2 separate regions of the Homo sapiens genome follow, and region 1 is linked to region 2. A link is a loop called in an ENCODE intact Hi-C map of the cell type or tissue named here. Cell type or tissue: mammary epithelial cell. All regions are shown on one strand. Each heading gives the region's core, and the rest is flanking DNA. Links, peaks and the distances in the headings are about the cores only.

Region 1 (8,799 bases), core at 557-8,556, 140 kb before region 2:
TGACCATCTACCTCTGGGGACTCCTTTTCCTCAACTGTAGTAAAGGGAGATGCAGGGGCTGATTTACCACTAGTTTTTGTGTCTCTGAGATTGTGTAGTCTCTTGATCAACTATTTCATTTCTTTAGGCCCAGCTGTATCCAACTGGGTGATGGAGGACGGTACTAACTCTCCTCAGAGTTCAGACGGTTAGTTCTCCCTCTGCTAGCAGGGTGCATTGACTTGACTCCTGATGGGCAAAGGTCCCCAACTAGCCACTGCTCATGTTCCTTCTTTTTTTTTTTTTTTTTAAGGAGTCTTGCTCTGTTGCTCAGGCTGGAGTGCAGTGGCGCTATCTCAGCTCACTGCAAGCTCCGCCTCCCAGGTTCATGCCATTCTCCTGCCTCAGCGTCCCAAGTAGCTGGGACTACAGGTGCCTGCCACCACGCCTGGCTAATTCTTTGTACTTTTAGTAGAGACAGGGTTTCACCGTGTTAGCTAGGATGGTCTGGATCTCCTGACCTCATGATCCACCCACCTCGGCCTCCCAAAGTGCTGGGATTACAGGTGTGAGCCACTGCGCCAGGCCCCTTCTTTCTTTTTTTTATTCATATAGTACATTCATCTTCATCCTCTTGCCTATACCCTCAATAACTTTGTAAGATAGGGAGGGAGGAACATGGACTTGTAACTGCTACCCAGCTGCTGAAACAAGGGAGCCATCAGCTGGAACTGGGAAAGCTTTTATGGACATATATGGTCTTACACACACAGGCTTTATACAATGTATATATCACTACTTAGAGTATTTTAAGTACCTAAATATAGGCCTGGCATGGTGGTTCACACCTGTAATATCAGCACTGTGGGAGGCTGAGGGGGGCAGATCACCTGAGGTCAGGAGTTCAAGACCAGCCTGGCCAACATGGCGAAACCCTGTCTCTACTAAAAATACAAAAATTAGCCACACTTGTAATCCCAGCTACTTGGGAGGCTGAGGCAGAAGAATCTTTGAACCCAGGAGGTGGAGGTTGCAGTGAGTCGAGATGGTGCCACTGTGCTCCAGCCTGGGGAACAGAGAGAGACCCTGTCTCAAAAAAAAAAAAAAAAAAAAAAAAAGATGTGAAAGAACTGTTTGAGAATGTCTTATTCCTGAAGTTACCCTTATGACTTGTTCATATAACATGTTATACTGTATTTATGATAGTGATATGGATATGAACTTAATCATAGTTTTCTAGAGTGTCTGACCTTCTCTAGTTTTATATAATTCTTTCATTATGAAAGTTTTGTTAGTGCTTTTTTTTTTTTTTTTTTTAACACAGAATAAGCTACATGGTTCTCTTCTCTAGAATATCTAATGACTGGTTAAATCACATAGCAAAGTTAGACATCTTGAATTTACAGCCATCATACTAAAACGGGAAAATACCGCCTGTGTGGGCCTTAAGCTACTGCAAGTGTGCCAAATGTGAACAGTCAGTGGGAGAATACACATGAGCAAGTTTTGCAAATTAGAGGAGTCTTCTTGACAGTACACAAGGGTGTATTCAGCAGAGTCTTGAGTAAAGGCAGCATCATTGGAATATATGTGCAGCCTCCCACGAGGACTACTGTGGAGCATGTGTTGAATCGTAATCTGAACTCACCTGTCGTCATAAGTCTTGGCAGCTAAGGTGTCTTTGTAATTGACTCTGGATTCACTGAAGCATTTGGATATTTTAAAGAACTCTATTGACCTTCCAACTTGGGATAGAAATCCATGCAAAAGCATATTTTTGTGTTATGTGCGAAGGCCTGGGAAAAATTTGGATTTCTCTTAGTTCTCAGTTGTACTTTGCATTTTCCTTTCTTTATATGTCAGCTCTTCCACAAAGGACCTTGAAGGGAGAGGGTAACGAAAGTGGGGATTGAGGCAAGTGGTAATTACTCATTGTTGTGTTGAAACCTCCTACGTATCCCAAATGTGGAATGTGAGCTCAACATCGCTCTTTCTTAAAGAAGACTATTTATTTTGTTGCCTGAGTAAAACCTTCCATAAAATTGCTAATAGGCCTATGTACAATATTTTCGTTATTTCAGTTTGACTTGACTGATAAGGAAGATTGATTTTAATCATAAGGCACACAGATTTTTTAAAAAGTGAGTGCAAAATGACTTGCTAATAGACTAATGTCTGAGTAAGAAAACAAAAACATGTGTCTCCCAGCTCTATTGGAGGAGCAAGAGTTTCATTTAACAATATCTGCTGTCTTTGCCTAATCACTCACTAGTTGCTATTTTTGATAATATTCCAATAGGCGCTGAAAGTATACCTGGAAAATGAGACCTATGTCATCCTATCCCACTCAGCAGAAGGACTGCAGTCCCAACAAATGGACCCTTTCACAGTGCTCCCTGGAGGAGACTGTATGTTTCTGTTGGGCTGTGCTAGTTTGATCTGTTCTTCTTGGGAAATTGCTTTTACTCTCACAGTATTTTCCTCATAATAGCCTCAGCAGTGGTAACTTTTTGACCTTTGTGGGTGGGTTTGATTTTTTTTTTTTTCCAGAAAGTAATTTGAAGCTGTGTGTTGTGAATAAAGAGAATGAGCAATTTGCAGGAAATTTTTAAAAAACTGCAAGTTAAAGTACTGCAAGGCTTAAAATGGCACATGGGTGTGAACAAATGAGAACGTTAGAAGGGAATTCAAAAGTATCCTATCTTTTGAGCTAAGAGCTGGCAGGACATTTTGATATGACTAGTGCAGCAGCAGTGAGCACTGGCTTTATCTGCTACCCACTAACCATGTGACCTTGAGCAAGTATCTCAAACTTTGAGCTTCAGTTTCCTCAGGTATGATGTAGTTGCAGTACCATAGCCATGAAGTTGGAATAAGAGCTCGTGTGATGGGTGTCATGTAGTTGGCACTGTCAGTGTTTTCCGTTGATCTTTTGTCTGAACAGAGATCAGGTGCCGTTCCCATTTCCTTTCCTGAATATACTCATTTTTGTCATTTACAGCCATAAAAAACTTTCCATCTTTAGAAGTTGACAAAAAAGGAGGGGAACAAAAAAGGGCCTGGCCTCAAGATGTGAGCAAATACTAATGTGCAAGTTTTTAGATTCTTTTTCTTTTTCTTTCCTTTTCCCTTTTCTTTTCATGACAGCTGTAAATCTAGGAGCTTAATTATTAACCTAAATGAAGCTGAGGTTTAATGTTCCCCGGAGCATGCACTGATGGGGAAGGATGAATTCTCATTTCCTGGAGGCTGAAGATCTGTGCAGGTGTCTGTGGCCAATGTTAAGCCTACGACTTTAGATGAGCTGGCATAAATCTTGGGAGAGTTTTCTTGTCTGTGTTCCCTCTGAATTTCTCTGTGCTGTTAGAGGCAGGGACAGAAGAGAACCAGCATGGCAGTGCTGGGCTCAGGGTGATGCCTGCCTGCCAGCACAGCGGTTCTTGTCCCTGTCCCACATTGCTTCTTGGAAGCCTTTTTACAGCCTCAATCATCTTGCTTTTTCTACCGCAGCTATAAATGGGTTGGAAGCCAGTGCAACATGGGCAGGGAGGACTTGGTTTAATCTTTTCAAGTGCTACAGCATTTCTCTGTTCCTTTGGCATCGTTTTATGGATGTTTTCCCAGTATCCCTTTCCAGTGTCTTATGAATTGGCTAGCAAGAGCGCTTCCCAGTCTATCAGATGGAGAGAGCATTAGGCTCAGAGAAATTACATGAAAGTCCAGGATTTCCAACTTCTTGTTCACTTTTCTACCATATTAATCATCTCTCAGACAGTGATGTGGTAGGATTCATATGCATAGAATTCCATTGTACTTATTGGGGGGGGGGTAATTTCACTTTAAATTTTTAGCAGCTTCGAGGACTTAATTGGTTAGGCTCCTTCAGGCTGTCTTTGGAAATCTTGTCCTTTGAAAAGGGAATGCTGATACCCAGAGGAATGTATTTCTTATGGTCATGTTTCAGACTGTAGCATCTTGAAAGTCATGTGGGCTAGAGCAACTTCTAGGTGTCCTTTAGCACAGATGCAGGCTGGGGGTTGAGAGTTTAAAAGCTTTTTCTCAAACTGTTTATGACAAACATAGTTCATCTCCCATTTTGGTTAATTCTCAGCTTAAGTATTTTAAGAAACATTTGGAGGGCAGGGACATGCAGCTGCTAAGAATCCAAGACAGTGCTGTTTTGAAAATGCAAATATTTCTGGTTTGCATTTACTTGAAGTAGGGTAGCTTTCTCCCATATATTCCCTTGAATACAGATATTCTTTAAATGACATCATTTTGAGTAGAATACAGAGTCCAGGTGGTTTTGGGGAAATCATTAAAAAAACAAACAAAAAAAACAAAACAAAACAAAAAAACAAAAGCTTAGGTATCATTGCATTCTAGGGGCCAAGAAACAGAACGATGGTATTTTTGGCAGGCACCCAGGCCCAGCAAAACCCACACCCCAAGGCTGTCTCTGTAGCTTCCTGTGGTTTTCCCACTGAAGAGAAACAGCCTTTCTCTTGGAGGGCCTGGGATGGCAAATATGTATATCAGCTTGATCAGAATCATAATATTCCGGCTTTGAGGTTATGTCCCAACAGGCTTCATTTAGGAAATTTGATGCACCACAATTGTTGCAAACTGAGCTGAACTGATTTTGTGGCTCCTAATGGTGCAAGTTTTTTGTTTGTTTGGTAGAAACTGGTAACGTCCTATATTAGAAGTTATGCTACCAGGTGATCTGTAACAATAAAGTCAAGTCTCAGACTAAATTTTGCCACAGATAAGAACATTAGCAAGCAGGCACAAAAGTTAGTCATTCAGCATGTTCCTGTGGACTGGGAAAAGCCCCAACCTGTCCTTTGGGTATGTATCTCACGTCAAAGTTTAGGTAGAAACAGATGCAGAAAAATTCTCAATACAGGACACATCTAAACTTTTCATTGGCGCAGGTGATGGAATCCTCTGTTAAGTGTCCAGACCCAGGACCAGAGTGCCACTGCAGAAAGTGTTAGGCTGCCTGGTTTGCCAGATTCTTATAACCCACGTATATATGCAAGGTTAGAGATCCCTGTACAGTATTTCCAGCCAACACATATATATATTGAATTCTATTGTTTTCATCGGAAAAATTATTTCTACCATCCTTTATACTTGTGAGGAAATCCTCTAGTATAGATTTCAAAGCTGTAGCTGATGCTTTTGTAATAGCCACACCTGGGGTATGCACTCCTGATTAGGGTACCTCAGATACTAACTAGCTACCCATAAGAGGAAGGGAGGGAGGGAGGGAGAAAGGGTTTGTGTGTCTTCCCACATACTTGCATGCATTCATACTGTGTATTCAGAAATATTTAAAAATAAATTACAGATAATAGGTATCTCTTTATTTGACCCTGGAAATATTATGTCTTGTATAATGTTGCCAGCCATTCATGAGTGACTTGAAATGTCAACTGACCTTTGGCCTGCCATGGTGTTTTAGTCAGAGCCATTGATGAATGGCTCACCATGGGGCAGAGAAGAGAGAAGAGAATGATAATTTTTGATAGTTTTGTAGGTTTTTTTTTTCTTTTATCTCAGTCTCATTCGGTTGCCCAGGCTGGAGTGCAGAGGTGCGATCTTGGCTCACTGCAACCTCCACCTCCAAGGTTCAAGGGATTCTCGTGCCTCACCCTCGCAAGTAGCTGGGAATACTGGTGCATGCCACCACACCAGGCTAATTGTTGTATATTTTGTAGAGATAGGGATTCGCCATGTTGCCTAGGCTGGTCTCAGACTCCTGAGCTCAAGCAGTCCTCCTCCCTTGGCCTCCCAAAGTGCTGGGATTACAGGCATAAGCCACCATGCCCGGCCAGCTTTGTAGGCTTTTTCAAGCTTTTTTGCATTCTTTCATTTGATATTCTGGTATTGTGGAGATGTTGTATCCCCCACTCAATTTTATACACAAATCGTTGTCCAGGGTCATAGAATGAGTAAATTACAGGAACTATAACTTGAACGAACTCTCATCCTTTATAGTTCCTCTGTACTATAAGGGCAAGTTACTACCAAGAAGAGCTATTACTATTCTTCAAAGAATACCATAGAACTTTTTCACCTTGGGGCAGTTATTGCCAAGGTAAGACCATGTACTAAGGATATATTATATAACAGAATGCTGGGAGATTTCTGTCTTAACTAGTGATAGGACAGGTGATTTAAACCAGCTCTCTTACTGAAGTCACCTTAAGAAACTGGATCAGTTGCTTCTAAAAATCTTCTTAAACATCAAATCACTATTATAAGGAGATTCTGAGTTGAGCTTTGAGAGAGAATGTAAGCACAGAGGAGCAAAGCCGTAGTATTAGGGCAATTTTTTGTTTTATGGCCATTTGCTGATCAGGAAAAGGAAGTTGAGAGCGTGAGCCACACCTTTAGTGTCCTTTCAAGGTGAAGGAGATAAAACTTGTAGTCTGGGTGCTTTCAAGCCTGAGAACCCTTATAAATCATTCTTGACTTTGGGTTGGAACTCTATCAAGAGATACACCTAGGAGTAAGGGTGAAGTGGGTGTAAACCATCCCTCACATTGGCTGTAACAATTTCACATTATTTAAGTGGCCCGGAAACCGTAAGGCTTCCTTGCATTAAGATAATTCTATTTAGCTAATGCCCATAGTTGCCAGGTAAAAGCAATGAAATCTTAGAGGGAAATATGATCCTAGTCCTAAAATTATTTATATAGATAATTTTGCTGTTACAATATCCAGCCACAGAGGTAACCAGGCACACAAGAAGAGAAGGTACCATAAGTGAGAGTTGGCAGAAGCAAAGACAAAAGAAATACAGACATACAGAGATTCTAGATATTGTACTTATTAGACATACACTATGAAATACTATTCTTACAGCATTAAAGGAAGTAAAAGCCCAAATTTTAGTTGTATTGGGGACTGGAAACTCTAAAATACGGCTTTCCAGATTTAAAAAACTGAAATCTAGAACTGAAAATTCAAAAACAAAATGAATAGGTGTATAGGCAATTATATACATCTAAAGAGCAAATTAGTGAAATGGAAAATAGGTTAGAAGAAACTTCAGAGTGAAGCACTGTATACACAAAGATGGAAAATATAAAAAAGGTAGAAGATAGAGTGAGAAAGTCTAACAGTCATAATTGGAAATCTAGAAAAAAAGAAATAATGGTTCTATAGCAACATTGAATGGGATTATAGATAAACTTTTTTTGAAACAAATGAAAAACCTGAAGCCTCAAATCCAAGAAGCCCAACAAATTTATAACAGTACAAATAAAACTAAATCCACACCAAGACCCATCATAATCAAACTTCAGAAAATGGAATATAAAGACATCTTAAAAGCAGTGGGGGATGGGGAAAAGACATTAACTTCTGAAGAATGATGGTCAGGCTTACAGTTGACTTGCAGAGTGTGAGCCACATGACAATGGAAATAACTTCTTTAGTGTGCTGAAGGAAAGAAACGCATCCCACAATTTTAAACCCAGCAGATAATACCGTTCAAGAATGAAAGGGCTGGGTGCAGTGGCTCACGCCTGTAATCCCAGCACTTTGGGAGGCCGAAGCGGGCAGATCACGAGGTCAGGAGATCGAGACCATCCTGGCTAACACGGTGAAACCCCGTCTCTACTAAAAATACAAAAAATTAGCCGGGCGTGGTGGTGGGCGCCTGTAGTCCCAGCTACTCGGGAGGCTGAGGCAGGAGAATGGCGTGAACCGAGGAGGCGGAGCTCGCAGTGAGCGGAGGTCACACCACTATACTCCAGCCTGGGCGACAGAGCGAGACTCTGTCTCAAAAAAAAAAAAAAAAAAAAAAAAAAGGTAGGGGGGGAAGAGTAAAAGTGAAGGTATTAAAGGTATTTTGTATAGACAAGAACAGAGTCCACCACTAGCATGTTTACACAAAAGGACTTTTATTGGGTCTTCTCCAAATAGGAGGAAGGTGATCCAAAACGTTAAATCAGAAGTATAGGAAAAAAAAAAAAGTATAGAAAGTGGTTAAAGATGGGGATAACTCTAGGCCAGGCACAGTGGCTCATGCCTGTAATCCCAGCACTTTTGGAGGCTGAGGCAAGCGCATCACTTGAGGTCAAGAATTTGAGACCAGGCTTGCCAACACAGTGAAACCCCATCTTTACTAAAAATACAAAAATTAGCCAGACGCATGCCTGTAGTTCCAGCTACTTCAGGGGGTTGAGGTGAGAGGATTGCTTGAGCCCAGAAGTTTGAGGCTGTAGTGAGCTATGATTGTGCCCTGTACCCCAGCCTGAGCAACAGAGCGAGACTGTCCCAAAAGAAAAAAAAATGTGGGTAACTCTAAATGAACATTTGAACATTTACTGTATAAGAAAATACAATATTGAGTGGGATATTTTTTAAAAATAGAAATTTAAGGCCGAGGTGGGCGGATCACTCGAAGTCAGGAGTTTGAGACCAGCCTGGCCAACATAGTGAAACCCCACCTCTACAAAAAATACAAACTAAAGTTTAGCCGGGCATGGTGGCAGACACCTGTAATTCCAGCTACTCAGGAGGCTGAAGCAGGAGAATCACTTGAACCTGAGAGGTGAAAGTTGCAGTGAGCCGAGATGGCGCCACCGCACTCCAGCCTGGGCTACAGAGCAAGACTCTGTCTCCAAAAAAAAAAAAAAAGAAAAGAAAAGAAAAGTATTAAAACTTGGAGGAGGTAGGTGATTGGAATTAGTCTGTTCTAAGGTTCTTGCATTGTCTTGGAAGAGGTTAAAGATAGGAATTAATGCTTGACTGAGATAAGTCAAGGATATATGTTATAACTGATAGACTAAACAGTAAACA
Region 2 (8,799 bases), core at 458-8,457:
TCCTGCCTCAGCCTCAGCTGGGACCACAGGCGTGCACTACCACACCCAGCTAATTTTTTTATTTTTAGTAGAGATGTGGTTTTGCCATGTTGGCCAGGGTTGTCTCGGACTCCTGACCTCAGGTGATCTACCCGCCTTGACCTCCCAAAGTGCTAGGATTATAGGTATGAGCCACTGTACCCAGCCAGTGAAAGTAGAAATTATTTATTTATTTAACTATTCCTTGAAAAGAGGAAACAAAATGTTCCCTCTTTAGCCTGAATGATTAACTTTACTCATAAGAGGTTCACAGTAAGACATGTGATTTTTTTTTTTTTTTTTTTTTACTCCTTTGCCCTTGTATGTGACAGATGCTCATTTGTTTGTTGATTAACACCTTTTACACAGCCAACATTAATATCTAGTTATAGCCTTTTTTTTTTTTTTTTTAAACGGAGTCTTGCTCTGTCGCCCAGGCTGGAGTGCAGTGGCGTGATCTCGGCTCACTGTAAGCTCTGCCTCCTGGGTTCACACCATTCTCCTGCCTCAGCCTCCTGAGTAGCTGGAACTACAGGTACCCGCCACCACACCTGGCTAATTTTTTGTATTTTTAGTAGAGACGGGGTTTCACCGTGTTAGCCAGGATGGTCTCGATCTCCTGACGTTGTGATCTGCCCGCCTCGGCCTCCCAAAGTGCTGGGATTACAGGTGTGAGCCACTGCACCTCGCCAGTTATAGCCATTTTTAAATCAAAAGACCACTAGCAGCTGCTGAAAAGTTCTGTCACCTTTAATTCCTCATGTGTAGAGACTCTACCTCTCTCACAGGATTATTTTGAGAATTTAAAATGTTATTGTGATAGTTGACTAGGCTTGGTAAACTGTTCAGTGCTGTGCTGATATAAATGTGATAACTGCTGCTCTGTTTCCCAAATTCACAGGCAGAATATGAAATTCTGTAATCTTGAATCATAATCTTCATCAAGGGCCAGGCACCATGGTTCATGCCTGTAATCCCAGCACTTTGGGAAGCTGAGGTGGTCAGATCGCTTGAGCTCAGGAGTTCAAGACTAGCCTTGGCAACATGGCGAGACCCCATCTCTACAAAAAATACAAAAATTAGCCGGGCCTAGTGGTGCATGCCTGTAATCCCAGCTACTCAGGTGGCTGAGGCAAGAGAGTCACTTGAGCCCAGGGAGGCCGAGGCTTTAGTGAGCCGTGATCACTCCACTGCACTCCAGCCTAGGTGGCAGAGTGAGACTCAAGTCTCAAAAACAACAAAAAAACCCCCAGACAACAAGAAACATAATCTTCATCAAGAACTCTTACCATAATAGAATTTTGACTATTTTTTAAGATGCTAATTTATAAGCAATAGGATTATTAGCAATGTCCCTGATTCTACTACATTTTGTCAAAGTGGTTATTATTGGTGTATAGCAAAACTATTGATTTTTGTATGTTGATTATATTCCACCAGCATTGTTGACCTATCTTGTTAGTTGTAACAGTTTGAAAATTCTTTCAGATTTTCCACGTAGACAGTGGTATCTTTTGCAAATAACAATAGTTTATACTCTTGTTGTCTGTGTACCTCATTTCTTTTTCTTGTTTTACTGCATTCACTAAGGCTACAAAATAATGTTGAAATGAACTGCTTATGGAAGATTCCTGAAATTGTTCCTGACTTTGTTAAGAATGAATCTAAAGTTTTACCATTTACCATCATGTTTGCTGTAGATTTTATTAAGGAAGTTCCCTTTTGTTACTGATTTTCTGTTTTATTAAAATTGTGAGTGAAGGTAAAAAACTTTTTCTGCATCTTTTGAGATGTTTAATTTTTTGTCCTTTTATAAAAACTAATAGTGTGGTATATTAAATTACTATATATATAGTATATATATGTGTGTGTGTATATATGTGTGTGTGTGTGTGTGTGTGTGTGTGTGTATATATATATATATATATATACATACATATACATATACACACATTTTTTTGAGGTGGAGTCTCACTCTGTTGTCCAGGCTGGAGTACAGTAGCACGCTCTCGGCTCACTGCAACCTCTGCCTCCCAAGTTTGAGCAGTTCTCCTGCCTTAGCCTCCTGAGTAGCTGGGATTGCAGGCACATGCCACCACACCCAGCTAATTTTTGTATTTTTGGCAGAGATGGGGTTTCGCCATGTTGGCCAGGTTGAACTCCTGACCTCAGGTGATCCACTCACCTTGGCCTCCCAAAGTGCTGGGATTACAGGCATGAGCCACCACGCCTGGCCTTTTTTTCTTATATTGAACCATCCTTGTCTTCCTGAGATAATGTCATTCTCTTCTACCTGTCCCTGGGTAACTATTTAATACCATAGTTAAGAATTTGCATTCCTGGGAACTCATGGGATATCATCAGTGGCACTGAACTATTTTTCATGCTACATAAACACCTCAATTATCAGTATTATCAGGATTGCATGGGAAGGAATACAGAGATCTGTGGTCATAGGCATGAGAGTTACAATGTATGCCCCACAATCATATAGAAGGCAAACATATCAAAGTTTGAGAAAATTCTATCCTAGAAAGGATTTTAACTGCTTTAAGATTTGCCTGTAACAAATGGGTTATAGTTTAAAGAGGCTGAGTAACACTCTTAGTTTTAATTTAAAAACTCAAGTTACAGTTATATAAGGCCTTTCAGATGTCTTTTCTATTTCAGATGTTGTAACAGCCAACATAGGTAAGATTTTGTTCCAAAGCAGGTATTTTCATTTCCTTGTTTGTGACTACAAACACAGTAATGTGTTGCCCGTATCCATGCAGAAATGCAGGAGTGGGCTGATTTGTGATGCATCCTGCAGTCCTGCCTGTCATCTTGAATCATTAAATCTTCCCTGCTTTGCCTGTTACTTGAAGATCACCCACGTGTGGTCCCTTCTGCTTCAATTGTGGGCCTTCTGTTGCCTTCTCATGTTGGGGACCAACATGAGAAGTAAACGAACAACTTAATGAAGTAAAGTTCTGTTTACTCTTCTGGTTTGAAAGATAACCATTTCACGGGGCAAGGTTTTCTGCACTGAATCTTCTTTATAGCCTGCAACAATATTGACTTCATTCAACAAATATATCTTGAGCTGCTGTTATTAAATCAGCAAGGAGCAGCCCCTGCTTATGTGCCCAGGTTTATTGAAGTCATAATGGCACATACTTTAAAAAAACATAAGATAGCTATCTTACCTTCAGAGGAATCGCAGTCAGTCACTTACAGTCACCAATATCCGGGAAGTCAGATGGTCACGTACCTCCTATGTGTCAGCCATCATCAGAGACCTTGAGAAGCCTACAGAGAAAAATGCTTACCTCTGATATCACAGTCTGACATAGAGTCTACCAGAGGACACAATACAAAATGCATATAGAAAGTTAAAATAGTTTGGGCGCAGTGACTCATTCCTGTAATCCCAGCACTTTGGGAGGCTGAGGCAGGAAGATCCACAAGGTCAGGAGTTTGAGACCAGCCTGGCCAATATGGTGAAACCCCATCTCTACTAAAAATACAAAAATTAGCCGGGCATGGTGGTGCGCACCTGTAGTCCCAGCTACTCGGGAGGCTGAGGCAGGAGAATCACTTGAACCCAGGAGGCGGAGGTTGCAGTGAGCCGAGATGGTGCCATTGCACTCCAGCATGGGCGACAGAGCAAGACTCCATCTCAAAAAAAAAAAAAAAAAAAAAGTTAAAACAGCATTATGAGAATAAAATCACAATTCAGGGACACAGCAGAAGATAAGTCATAAATAAGATGTTGGACTCATGACTGCATATTCGGTCAGACTGTCAGCTGGAGGGAGAGAGGTACAGATAGGCTTTCTGCAGAATGGATGGGAACTGCAAAGGTGGGCCTGGAGGACATTTCAGGTAGAAGAAATACCATATGGAAGGCACTGTGGAAAAAAGGGGGCGGTACATTCAGGTGACAGTGGAAACTACACGTGTAGGTGGACAGGAGGGCATGGGAGGGGGACGGGGCAAGGAAGGCCTGGGAATGAAGAGGCTGAGGCTGACATCCTGGGGCACCTCCAAAGCCAGCCAGGTTGAAGAGTTGGGAGTTTGCTTTGTTTTTTAAGACTTAACAAATAAATATTTAAAGATAATATATAGCCCTTTTTGAAAGTAATTAAGATCATTGATTGGGAGGAAAAATCCAATAACATTTAGGAACCGTAACACAAGAGAAGCTGCTTGCCCCTCCTACCACAAGCAGTAAAGCCTATAGATGACATTGATTTTATGTTCCCAGATACGTGGCTTCAAACAGAGAATTGTTTTAAGTCTTAGTCATATGAATGAAGGGCCTTCTTCAAAATCAGGACTTAGAAATACAGCAGCTTGTCCTGTTGGCCTTGGGCTGGTAGTCAGATGAGGTCAAGGGCTTGTTTTCATGAGGGAGACTTGTTAAATACTTGGAAGTATACGATGTTATCAGCAACGTGAAGTTTGTCCCTGTGACCACCTGGCTCTTGAATACCACAGCCTTAAAAATAGGGAACTTCTTGATTTTTTTCTCATAATTGAGGCTTCACCTGGTTAGCAACGTCCTGGTCTCTTCAGTGGCAAGCATGGCAGGGGACACCCCACACGTCATCGTGGTAGCAGTGGGAGGGGACAGGGCAGAAAGGACCAGAGAGTTGATGTCTCTGCCCGAAGGTACCAAGGATGCTGAGATGGCTCTGTGCTCGTCAGCCCCTCAGGTGTTGGCTCTGTCACCTTTTGCTCCTTTGCCCTTTTCTTACTCACCCTAGCATGACCCATCTGCACCACCATCCTCTTGCCCAGGAGACAGGAGGGGCCCAGAGACTTCCTTCTCACTCCTTTTCTTTTGAAAGTGCATGTATGTGTTTTGGACAGAGGAGGACCTTCTACTTGGATCAGAGGTGTCGTTGGCTTTTTTGAGGACGCCTCTCGGTCTTGGCTGGAGGGTGGTGGTTGCAGGCAGGCCTGAGAACTGGATGACCCATGCAGAAAGAGCCAGCACAGATGTGTTATAATACCCTTCCCACCTCAGCAGACATGACTAAACAAACTCTGTCTGCTTTGAACAATTAAAGCATTTGTCAGAGCGGCTCCCAGAGAGAGCGAGGCCCTGCAAGCAGTGGCATGCTCTCAGAGGAAAGCAGTGTGTGTGCGGTGCGCGTGCAGTCCCTGTGCTGTTAGCAGGCTGCCTGGCCGTACTCCGAGAAGCACTCTGCATCGCCACCTTCTGCATTTAAACAGCCAGAATGACCTGAGCTTGGGTACAGGAGTGTAGCTTCCAGACTGTCTTTCATCAGTTTTGAGAAACTTGGATGCTGAATTGGGAAATGATGATTTGCTTTAAAGAAATGCAAGAAATGCAAAGATAAATACAAGAAAAACCCCAATTCTTTCCAGTCGGCACCCATTCCAGACTTGATGGTGAAATGAATCCCCTCCTCTGAGACCAACCGCTGTTGCCCTCCTGACCCCACCCTCCAGCAGTGACCCCCACTGAGCCAGTATCTTTCTCTCTTCAATCCTTCTTAATAATAAATAATAATTTCCACGTTCTACCTTTAAAATGAAGCCTGAGCCTGTAATCCCAGCACTTTGGGAGGCTGAGTCAGGCAGATCACTTGAGGTCAGGAGTTCGAGACCAGCCTGGTCAACATGGTGAAACCTTGTCTCTACTAAAAATACAAAAATTAGCCAGGCGTGATGGTGCACACCTGTAATCACAGCTACTTGGGAGGCTGAGGCAACGGTGTTGCTTGCCCCTGGGAGGCAGAGGTTGCAGTGAGCCAAGGTCACGCCACTGCACTCCAGCCTGGGTGACAGAGTGATACTCTATCTCGGAAAATAATAATAATAAAATGAAGACTGCCTTCCTCACTCACCGTGGTCCTGGCTAAGTGTCTGCTCACCACAGGACTATGGAGTCGGCAGAGCGGGCTTCTTGCCTCTCTGGCTGGTTGGCAGGGAAGGGCTGAGGCACAGAGAAGTTATTCTCCTGCCTGGTGCTGTCAGCAGTAGGTACAGAGTCAAGACTAAAACCCCGTTGTTCTGCCCCAGGTCTGGCAGTCTAGAAGAAGGGGGGGCTGTGCAGGGTACCCAGCCAAGGCAGAGTCCAGAGGAAGTCAAGGAAGAGTATGAATGTGAGTGTGGGGCAGGGAGCACTGTGCATTAGCCTGAGAGGTGGGGGGCACAGAGGAACAGGTCACTTAATGCTTGGCACTTAGGTCTGAGCCTGTTTATGAATGCACTGGGGTGCAACCCACCTGGCAAGGCAAAGCACCTTCCTGAGGTCCCACCACCCCCTGTGTGCCAGTCCATTACTGGCTGGCATTAGGGTGCTCACCTCTCTGTAGATTTCCTTAAGCCCAAGGGGCAATCACATGGTCCGCAAGTCTGCATATTGGTTTGCACTAAACTCTACCCTGACAACATACCATAAAAATGGTCTAGGCCAGGTGCAATGGCTCATGCCTATAATCCAGCACTTTGGGATGCCAAGGGAGTTGGATTGCCTGAGCCCAAGAGTTTGAGACCAGCCTGGGCAACATGGCAAAACCCTGTCTTTGCAAAAAATTAGCCAGGCATGATGGCACATGTCCGTAGTCCCAGCTACTCGGGAGGCTGAGGTGGGAGGATCACCTGAGCCCAGGAGGTTGAGGCTGCAGTGAGCCCAGATCCTACCACTGCACTTCAGCCTGGGTGACAAGAGTGAGACCCTGTCTCAGGAAAAAAAAAAAAAAAAAAAAAGTCTAATAACAGAGCAGCTAACATTTATTGAGTGCTTACTGTGTGCCAAGCACTGCGCTAAACACTTTGTTGGCATCATTTTATCAAATTTCTCCCAGAATCTTCTCTTAGAAAATGATTAGTTGTTTTGACTTAGAAACTAAAATATTGGATTTTATTCCTCCTCCTCCTCTTCCTCCTCTCCCCTCCGCCCCACACGCCACCCTGTAAGGGACTGTGGGGCGCTGCAGGGCTGGGGTTCTTGCCCCCAAGGTTCCTAAGAGTCAAAAGAAGATTTGCTCATTCAACAAGCGTGTATTGAGTATGATTTCTGATTTGTTGAGCATTTATTGATGCAATGCACCACATGAGATGCTGCAGACACAAAACTAATGCATACTCGCTGATCTCAAGGAGCCGGCACACATCATCTGCAAGGGACAAACCGGAAGTGTTGTGTGCTATGGCCCAAAACAGAGGAGGAAACGGAGGAGGACAGAGCTGAGTCTGGAAAGAGGAGGTGGAGGCAGAGAGAGGGAGATGGAATCAGTGGTGAGGAACACAGGCTTCTCAGGCTGGGTGCAGTGCCTCATGCCTGTAATCCCAGTGCTTTGGGAGGCCAAGGTAGGAGGATTGCTTGAGCCCAGGAGTTAGAGACCAGCCTGGGCAACATGGCAACGTCCTGTCCGTTCATAAAATTCAAAAATTAGCCAGGTGTGGTGGTGCGCACCTGTGGTTTCAGCTACTCAAGAGGCTGAGGCAGGAACACTGCTTGAGTCCCCAAGGCCGAGGCTACAGTGAGTCATGACTGTGCCACTGCACTCCAGTCTAGGTGACAGAGTGAGACCTGTCGTAAAAAACGAAACAACACCAGCTTCTCTCCCAAGAAATGAGGTTAACAATAACACCATCTCCCCTTGTGGCAAGGATGGGTCTAGATACTGCATGAGATGTCGTTAGCATGGTGCCTGAAATGCAATCAGCAGTTGGTAAAAATGAATTATTTTGTTGAGAGTTAAAAGTGCTTTGGAGGAGGACCTGAGTCTTGTTATCTTTGCACCACCCCAGCCCCCAGAGTCAGCACTGCCTCACATGAACACCGTGCCCCAGGATGCTAGCTAGTAAGGTGTCACAGACAGGGTGGCGAGGAGAAGCAAGCCCCAGCCTGAGCGGGAATGACTGGAGGAAAGGTCAGAGACAGAGCAGCCCGGAGGTGCGCTGGTGCGCAGAGCAGACAGTGGAGGGTTCAGTGGGCAGTGCTCTTCACCCCGGGTCTGAATAATGCCCGGGGCTTGGGAGGCCCCTTTGGCTGGGCACTTTCTCAGGGTGGCCATGCTGAGCTGCTGACCCCCAAGCCCTCCTCTCCAGCTCCCTTTCATCATCACCGTGAGTGTTCATTTAAACTCAGCAAGACCCATGCCAACAAAAACAAAGAAAATGATCTCTTAGTGGTTATTTATATGGTAAACCTCCTCTGGGGTGATTTTTTTTCCAGTCCAGCTTGCAATAATTTCTTAAGAAAGATAAAGTGATTTTTAAGTGTAATTTTAAGGAGCAGGCCCATACGTTAGCTTGCTTGCTGTTATTCTTCTGTTCATGTTGTTCACAACATGAACTTTGATTTGTCTTCTCCAGGTAGTTTGGGACCACAGAGAAAAATCCCCCTTCTGTTAAAAAAAAAAAAAAAAAGCCATTACACAAATACTTGAAAGCAGAAACTCTTCTCTGAAATCTTCTCTGAAATGACGAAAAACTCATTAAAAACTGCTTCCTGAGAAGGTAGAACAGATGCAAGGGAACACATGGAGCTGATTCTTTAAAGATGTTATTTTTTGAAGCCACAGTTGTTATTTCTTTTCTGTTAGCCAAAATGTAGCCTTACATTTTGAACTTAGCACCTCATATTTATCAGCAGAGAAACAGAAAAGAGTAAAACAAAAGAAACTAGAAGCAGAAAACTCTGAATTGTTTATAAAATGGGCTTTAAAAATACTTATTAAGAGAATGAACCATGCTTTCCTATTTTGCTCTTAAAAATTTAAGCACTTTCAAGTGATGGCTGATTAAAAAAACTTG

The links. Hi-C counts contacts between places; a loop is a spot of excess contacts. Peaks named below come from ENCODE experiments on the same cell type or tissue, not always from the same donor. Only the 100,000 strongest peaks of a DNase experiment are listed, where the experiment ranks them.
Region 1: a loop joins it to region 2, with 4 times the contacts of the local background. A loop is called at or near these places in 12 of 110 quality-filtered maps.

Annotation. Positions count from the first base shown.
Region 1 is chr3:11,388,161-11,396,959 of GRCh38, forward strand. The region is part of intron 19 of ATG7 (autophagy related 7); the gene reads left to right. Among named protein-coding and RNA genes, the nearest start is that of ATG7, 120 kb to the left of the region's middle. In mammary epithelial cell, for the core only: no CTCF peak of the experiment used is centred there; a DNase peak (open chromatin) is centred at 4,621; H3K27ac peaks cover 795 bases.
Region 2 is chr3:11,525,145-11,533,943 of GRCh38, forward strand. All of the region lies in intron 20 of ATG7 (autophagy related 7), which reads left to right. It also overlaps the pseudogene CSTBP1. Among named protein-coding and RNA genes, the nearest start is that of VGLL4, 110 kb to the right of the region's middle. RefSeq lists an enhancer at 7,961-8,461. In mammary epithelial cell, for the core only: a CTCF peak has its summit at 5,229; a DNase peak (open chromatin) is centred at 5,127; H3K27ac peaks cover 1,390 bases.